Regions from separate parts of the Homo sapiens genome. Here regions 2 and 3 are each linked to region 1. The links are chromatin loops, found by intact Hi-C in ENCODE. Cell type or tissue: PC-3. All regions are shown on one strand. Region 1 has its middle 3.0 kb from the start of TRI-AAT5-4. Region 2 overlaps DYNC1H1 (dynein cytoplasmic 1 heavy chain 1). Region 3 has its middle 81 kb from the start of WDR20.

Region 1 (2,500 bases):
AAGATTAGGTGGTGTGCTGGGAGGCTGGGCAAGCGTCCTGAAGTCTGGAGCACTTTACTGTGTCCAAAGGACAAGGATAGATGAGCAGGCCAAAGGGGTAAAGCCCTCTCACAGAGCACTGGTGGGGGTGCAGGCATCCTGTCCATTTTGCTTACAGCTGAATGAATGCCCAGAACCTAGCACACTCTCTGGCATAGCAATAGGTAAGAGTCACATGGGTTTAAAACAGTCAGATCAAGTCATTTCTCTGCTCACACTCTCTCCTTTTGTTGCAGCCCTAACAGGCCTGCCAAATTTAGCAAATATAGATCAAGATGCCGGGTTAAAATTGAATTGCAAAAGGACAATGAAACTTTTTTTAGTGTAAGTATGTCCCACGCCATATTTGGGACATACTTATACTAAAAGAATACATGTGCTGTATCTGACAACCCTACGCCCAGGGTAACATCCCGTTGAAAGACACCACCGGACCTGCGCCTTTCCCCTCTGCCCTCCTGCACCCCTGCCCGGCTCCCTCCGCGGCAGCCCCTCCGCCTCCTCCCTGGCCCTTGCTCCTGTGCTGGGGCTTTTGCGCTTCTGTTCCTCTTCCTGGACCACTTTTCCTGCAGACAATGTCAAAGCTCCTCCTCCTCGTCGTGGTCGCTGCTTAAATGTCACTTACTCAGCGAGGTTTACCCGATGCCCCCATTTGCAATCGCAACCCGCACCCAGGATCCCTGCGGTTCCCGGCCCGACCCCCCTCCATCGCTTATTCCCGCTGCTAATCGTCGGCCTCCCACCGCTAGAGCGAACTCCAGGAGCAGTGGGCTCTATTTTACCAGCACCTAAACAGTGCTTGGCACACAGCGGGTGGTCAGTCCAGGTCTCCTGAAGGAAGCCGAGTTGATCGACCCTTGTGGGTGCAACCGTGGCATTCCCGGGACTTCAAGCCACGCGTCCCGAGTGGGCAGAGTGGACGGGGCGCGCCGGGGCCGGGGCGCCGTGACTGACGTCAGCCGCTAGAGGGCACCTGGGACCTGCGCCATCAGCTCCGAACCCAGGCTTAGGGCGACCCACGTGCAGCTGCAGGGCGGGCGCGGGCGAGCAGTTTTCTTTCCTCCTCTGGACCTCTTCCTCCACTTCTCACCCCGTCTTAGAGCTCTTAGACAAACAAACGCTAATTTTCATTCTCTGAGTGACGAAAACACGAATCTACATACTTTCAGAATTAAGTGGTAGAGAATACCATTCGGGCTTGTTTTCTTGCTTTTGTTTTTGTTTTTGAGACGGAGTCTCGCTCTTGTCGCCCAGACTGGAGCGCAGTGGCGCGATTTCGGCTCACTGCAACCTCCGCCTTGTATTTGTTTTTTGTTTTTTTAATGTGGGGCGGGGGGCCCATGTGCATTTTAAATAATCCATTTTCTTTAAACTCAACTTACGAAATGTTTCATTCTGTTTATAAGTTGGAACCTTTGGTCTGACAGTAACGACCCGCTGTGTTAGTTTCCCAGGTCGGCCACAGCAGAGTATTATAAGGTAGGTGGCCACACAACAGAATATATGGCCTCACAGTTCTAGTAGGCAGACGTCCAAAGTCAGGGTGTCGGGAAGGTCGCTTCCTTCGGAGGCTCCCACGGAGACCGCCCCAGGCTGTCTCCTGGCTTCTGGTGGATTTCGGGCCAACTTTGGCCTTCCTTCGCTTGTAGAAGCTTCACTCTGATCTCTGCCTGCATCTTCACATACTGTTCTCCCTGTGTGTCCCTATGTCCAAATCGCCCCTTTTGTGTAGACGCCAGTCATAATGGACTAAAGTCACTCTGAAGACCTTTTTTTTTTTTTTTTTTTTTTTTTTTAAGACGGAGTTTCCCTCTTGTTGCCCAGGCTGGAGCGCAATGGCGCGATCTTGGCTCGGCTCACTGCAACCTCCGCCTCCCGGGTTCAAGTGATTCTCCTGCCTCAGCCTCCTGAGTAGCTGGGATTACAGGCATTCACCACCACGCCCGGCTAATTTTGTCTTTTTAGTAGAGATGGGGTTTCACCATGTTGGCCAGCCTGGTCTTGAAGTCGTGACCTCAAGTGATCCACCTGCCTTGGCCTGGAAGCACGTACATTATTGCGAAGTTTTGACAAAGTCTCAAAAGTCTTTTTTATTTTGTTTTTGAGATGGAGTTTCGCTCTTGCCACCCAGGCAGGAGTGCAATGGCGTGATCTTGGCTCACTGCAACCTCTGCCTCCTAGGTTCAAGCAATTCTCCTGCCTCAGCCTCCCAAGTAACTGGGATTACAAGCGCCCACCACCAAGCCCAGCTAATTTTTGTATTTTTAGTAGAGACGGGGTTTCACCACGTTGGCAAGACTGATCTTGAACTCCTGACCTCAGGTGATTTGCTCGCCTCAGCCTCCCAAAGTGCCGGGATTTTGGGCGGAGCCACCGCGCCAGGCCCAAAGTCTTTGTTAGATGTAGGAAAGAGCAGTAGAAGGCCAGGCGCAGTGGCTTACACCTATCATCTCAGCACGTT
Region 2 (2,500 bases), 340 kb after region 1:
CTCCTGCCTCAGCCTCCCAAAGAGCTGGGACCCCACGCTCATGCCACCACCTTCAGTGGATTTTTAAAACATTTTTTAGAGATGGGGTCTCTCTATGTTGCTCAGGCTGGTGTCAAACTCCTGGGGCTCAAGAGATCCTCATGCCTCGGCCTGGCACTACAGGCATGAGTCATTGCGCCCAACCCCTGCTTCCTTAGTTTTAAGATGAGACAAATACAAAATTCACACTAAAGAGTATAAAATATTAGTCTATCTGGCCAGGCGCGGTGGCTCATGCCTGTAATCTCAGCACTTTGGGAGGCCGAGGCGGGCAGATCACTTCAAGTCAGGAGTTCAATACCAGCCTGGCCAACATGGTGAAACCCTATACCTACTAAAAATTAAAAAAATTAGCTGGGTGTGGTGGTTGGCACCTGTAATTTCAGTTATTTGGGAGGTTGGGGTAAGAGAATTGCTTCAACCTGGGAGGTGGAGGTTGCAGTGAGCTGAGATTGATCTCAAAAAAAAAAAAAAAATTAGTGTATCTATCGAGAGACAATAATTCTTCCAAATTATTGTTTTGGGTATATTTGGATATAATTTTAGGAAGAGGAAGGAGTAGGCGGCAGAACATTCTAGTATGCCAGATACTTGCTATTTTTTAAAACGACTATTAAAAAAACTAAAGAAAGCAACCAATTTTTCTAACCACTCAAATGTAGCTAGACCACAAGAGAAATCACACTGCCTGAAAGCAGCCACACACGATTACAACCTGTAAAATGTAAGCATAGAGAATAAAGAACTATCTCCAAACTGAAACAGCTGTCAAAGTACTGCGATGATTTTCTCCCTCAATTTTCTGAATTTTCCATATTGTTCTACCATTTATATAAAATATGCCATCAAAATAACACCGAAACAATATACAGAAAATAAAATTAACATTCTATAATGATCAAAGGAAATCACTGACGCAACTAAAAATATGGCTTGTTAACTCTGAATCATTTCTACCCCCCATAAAGAGTCATCATTGATACAAATAAAATCACACAGAAATTGCGCAGTCCGGACACAGCATATGAGCATGTGGCCTACACTTCCTAATGCAAACCGGGTTAGGGGAACTAGGTGCCATTCCAAGAGATGAGTCACCGCTGTGTGGTGAGCGCTCCAGCTCTGCCCTGGGAATACTGCAATGCAGTAGAATGCTGCTTCAGCTCAGGAAGGCACACCCAATGACATAATCCTCAAACAACGATAATGCAAATAGATATTCCCTGCTGCTTTGCTAAATTCTAACTTCTCTTGATAATAACTTATGGAAGTCACTACGAACCAGTCACAGAAAACATCTTGGACTAGTCTTTCTGTGCATATTCCCTATAAAGACACGGATCAAACACAGTTGAGTATGTCTGACTCCCATTTACAGTCACACAATTTAGGACACTGTTTCAAAAACTGCCATCAAATAATAATCTGACATTCTACTTTTCTTTCTTTTTTTTTTTTTTAAATAGTTGTCCAGAGGAGGAAGGACACTTGATTATTAATTCTTAATAACAAAGAGGCTATTAGCCCTGTTATATTTATAAGCTTACTACAAACACAATCTGCACGTTTGATTAAGTAATACCACTTTCAGTAAAATTTGAATCCATTTCCTTATGCTTGGCAAAGTTACTAGTTAATACAAAGTTACTGTTAAAATGTAACAGACCAATACTGTACTATATGTCCATGCATTCAAAGAATCAAAGTACTGGGCCTGCTTCATGAGTTCCTTCCCTGCAAGCTATACTGACACACATTACAACAACTTGTGAACACTTCCTTGGTTAACTTTTGAGAGTTTATTGAATTTCTAGAGATGTTCAAAATGGCATTTAGCACTAACGTGTGTATACTTTTATTCAAAGACTAGTTTAATGTATTTCAAACTACTAGTAATTTGTATCATTAAACTATGAATTAGGTAAGCATTACATCTGTTTTATTTTTTTTGAGACAGGATCTCACTCTGTCACCCAGGCTGGAGTGCAGTGGTGCAATCACAGCTCATTGCAGCCTTGACCTCTCTGGGCTCAAGTGATTCTCCTACCTCAGCCTCCTGAGTAGCTGGGATACAGTTGTGCATCACCATGCCTGGCTAACTTTTGTATTTTTGTAGAGACAAGGTTTCTCCATGTTGCCCAGGCTGGTCTTGAACTCCTGAGCTCAAGTGATCTGCCTGCCTCAGCCTCCCAAAGTGTTGGGATTACAGGCGTGAGCCACTGCACCCAGCCAGCATTATGGCTTGTTTAATGGAATACAAAAACTATGCAATTTCAATTACCTTAAAAACTATACCACCCTCGACTGGGCCCAGTGGCTCATGCCTGTAATCCCAGTACTTTGAGGGGCCAAGGTGGGTGGATCACTCGAGCTCAGGAGTTTGAGACCAGTCTGGGCAAGATGGTGAAACCCAATCTCTACAAAAAATACAAAAATTAGCAGAGCGTGGTGGTGCATGTCT
Region 3 (2,500 bases), 93 kb after region 1:
GTTCTGGACCGCACACCCAGTCCCTCGGAGCCAGGGGTTGTCTCCAAGGATAGAGTTCAGTGGCACCTTTGAAAGGGCATTCTCTGCTGGGGGGTTCTTGCTTTGTTGGGTGGTGTGACCGTGGCACCCCCTGGCTGTAGCTGTCCACATGTGTAGGCCCCACAGGTAGAGACAGCAGGGCCCAGGCCGAGGTCGGGGGAGCCCCAGAACAAAGTAGTCTTGCCGTGAGGCTGCAGCTGGGTGTGGAGAAGGGATGTGGGGGCCAACCCACCAGGGCCAGCAGGAAGAATGGTGGGGGGCATCTGGCTCTTTAGGGCGGCTCCTGCTGAGAGGCTCACTGTCGGGGGCGGGGGCGGGGAATCTCACCCAGATTTTACAATACTGGTGTGACCTTGGGTAAACCTAAGAGGGTTTAACCTCCTACACAGCAAAGAGTACTTCCATTTCTTTGCATTTACTATTGAGCAGCAATTACATTACATCAAAGTGTGGCGTTCATTTATGAAGAACATTAAGATGGCGACAGTGCAGCCCCAAAGGTGCACATTTTCAGCTCTGGGAATACAACTTAGCTGTCATGGAAGAAGGCTTCAGCTGATGAGTACTGTTTACAAATGACAAGCCTTTAACTCAAGCTGACATTGCTACCTTCTCACATATTGGACTTGTGTGGACACAAATGAAGGTGACAATCGGAAACTGCCCTTCAGCCTCGCCCACGCCCTGCTGCCGGAAGCCTGGAAGCAAGCTGTCCCGCTCAAGTCATTTCATCCCGTTTCTTACCTTCCACCTGAAATCTGTTCACCTAGACAAGCTCAGGAAGCAAACGGAATGTGGCAGCTGCCCCTGCTCAGAGTCTATAGGAGTGCTTTTCCTCTGGGACCCCTGAAAAGGGACAGAACCCTGTTTGTACTTGTGGAGGACCCCGCAAACGCCCCATACTTCTGGCTCAAACACATCAAGCCTGTGGAGGAAAGCTGGGCAGCAGGTTCCTGACCCCACTTCTGCCGCAGACAGTCTGGAGGAAGGAAGCCTCTCACACAGGACACTCTGCCTTCATCACCACGCGCACCCTAAGAAAGTGCTTTCCACAAGCTATGTGGTGTCCAGGAAGTGACAAATCTCCAGAACCAGGAGGCACCTCCCTTCCCCCCGGCAACAGAAAAGTCATCTACTCCTGGCAGAGGGAGAAAGTGGTGGTGACCCAGCCTGGGGACAGACGGAGAGGGGCCACCCTCATCTGGCAGCCACAGAGTCTCCCTCCCCTTTCACGGAGTGCCAGGTGGAGGTGAGTGCTGCTCCAGGTAGGAGGCAGCCCCACCCACAGGAAGGTGGTGTCTCTACCAGTCCTGTGTTAAGTTTAGCTTCCCGGGAGCACGTTTAACAACTTAAAAACAAGTGACAGCCAGCCCTGTGGGAGGCTGAGGTGGGGAGATTACTTGAGCCCAGGAGTCTGAGACCAGCCTGGCCAACATGGTGAAACTCCATCTCTACTAATACAAAATTAGCCGGGTGTGGTGGCGCACGGCTGTCATCCCAGCTACTCAGGAGGCTGTGTGGCAGGAGGATGGCTTGAGCCCAGGAGATGCAGGGTGCAATGAGCCGCGATCCACTGCACTCCAGCCTGGGGGATAGAGCAAGACCCTGTCTCAAAAAATGAAAAGATAGATAATAAAAACAAGTGACATTAATTTTAATATTTTCTTTTTTTTTTTTTTTTTTGAGACGGAGTCTCACTTTGTTGTCCAGGCTGGAGTGCAGTGGCACGATCTTGGCTCACTGCAAGCTCCACCTCCTGGGTTCAAGTGATTCTCCTGCCTCAGCCTCCCAAGTACCTTGGACTACAGGCGCCTGCCACCACGCCCAGCTAACTTTTTGTAGTTTTAGTAGAGATGGGGTTTCACTGTTAGGATGGTCTTGAAGACCTCCTGACCTCGTGATCCACCTGCCTTGGCCTCCCAAAGTGCTGGGATTACAGGCGTGAGCCACCGCACCTGGCCAATTTTAATATTTTAACTGAAGATGTTTCATATAATATTCAGCAATATAAAAATTACTAATGACTTTTTTGGTAAGAAGCCTTTGAGGTGTGCTGTGTGGTTGACACGTTATGGCACTTTTCAGGTTGGACTGGCCCCAATTTACATACTTAGTGGCTGCAGGTGGCTTCTGACGGCCATGAGGGACAGCACCCTTCCTTAGACTTCCTCTCACTGAGTGTGAGGCCCCAGAGGACTCGGCTGCTTTCCATCACTCCCAGGGGAGGGCGGCTGCTGAGACGCAGAGGTGGCGCAGCCACCAGGCTGCCAGAGCCTGATGTTGAGGGACACGCTGCTTCCGCCAGCTGGTCCCTACAAAGCCGCACCCCTAGAAAGCGACCCAACGCGAGGGCTGCAGGCTTCCTATTCTCCCATTAGCACAAAACAAATGCACACTCATTCTCCAGTTTCTGCTGGCTAACGCCTTGATGCCAATTGTGGTGGCAGCTAGGAGCCAACTA

Evidence for each region. Peaks named below come from ENCODE experiments on the same cell type or tissue, not always from the same donor. Only the 100,000 strongest peaks of a DNase experiment are listed, where the experiment ranks them.
Region 2: a loop joins it to region 1, with 6 times the contacts of the local background. A loop is called at or near these places in 53 of 110 quality-filtered maps.
Region 3: a loop joins it to region 1, with 4 times the contacts of the local background. A loop is called at or near these places in 102 of 110 quality-filtered maps.

What each region holds. Positions count from the first base shown.
Region 1 is chr14:102,312,875-102,315,374 of GRCh38, reverse strand. No RefSeq gene overlaps it. Among named protein-coding and RNA genes, the nearest start is that of TRI-AAT5-4, 3.0 kb to the left of the region's middle. RefSeq lists enhancers at 719-798, 692-1,192. In PC-3, a CTCF peak has its summit at 964 (motif pointing right); a DNase peak (open chromatin) is centred at 1,044; H3K4me3 peaks cover 1,017 bases; H3K27ac peaks cover 1,787 bases.
Region 2 is chr14:101,971,215-101,973,714 of GRCh38, reverse strand. The region is part of intron 1 of DYNC1H1 (dynein cytoplasmic 1 heavy chain 1); the gene reads right to left. Among named protein-coding and RNA genes, the nearest start is that of DYNC1H1, 7.9 kb to the right of the region's middle. In PC-3, no CTCF peak of the experiment used is centred here; a DNase peak (open chromatin) is centred at 1,124; H3K4me3 peaks cover 2,252 bases; H3K27ac peaks cover 2,500 bases.
Region 3 is chr14:102,219,942-102,222,441 of GRCh38, reverse strand. It overlaps a transcript of WDR20 not described here and a transcript of MOK not described here. Among named protein-coding and RNA genes, the nearest start is that of WDR20, 81 kb to the right of the region's middle. In PC-3, a CTCF peak has its summit at 1,344; a DNase peak (open chromatin) is centred at 1,201; H3K27ac peaks cover 1,274 bases.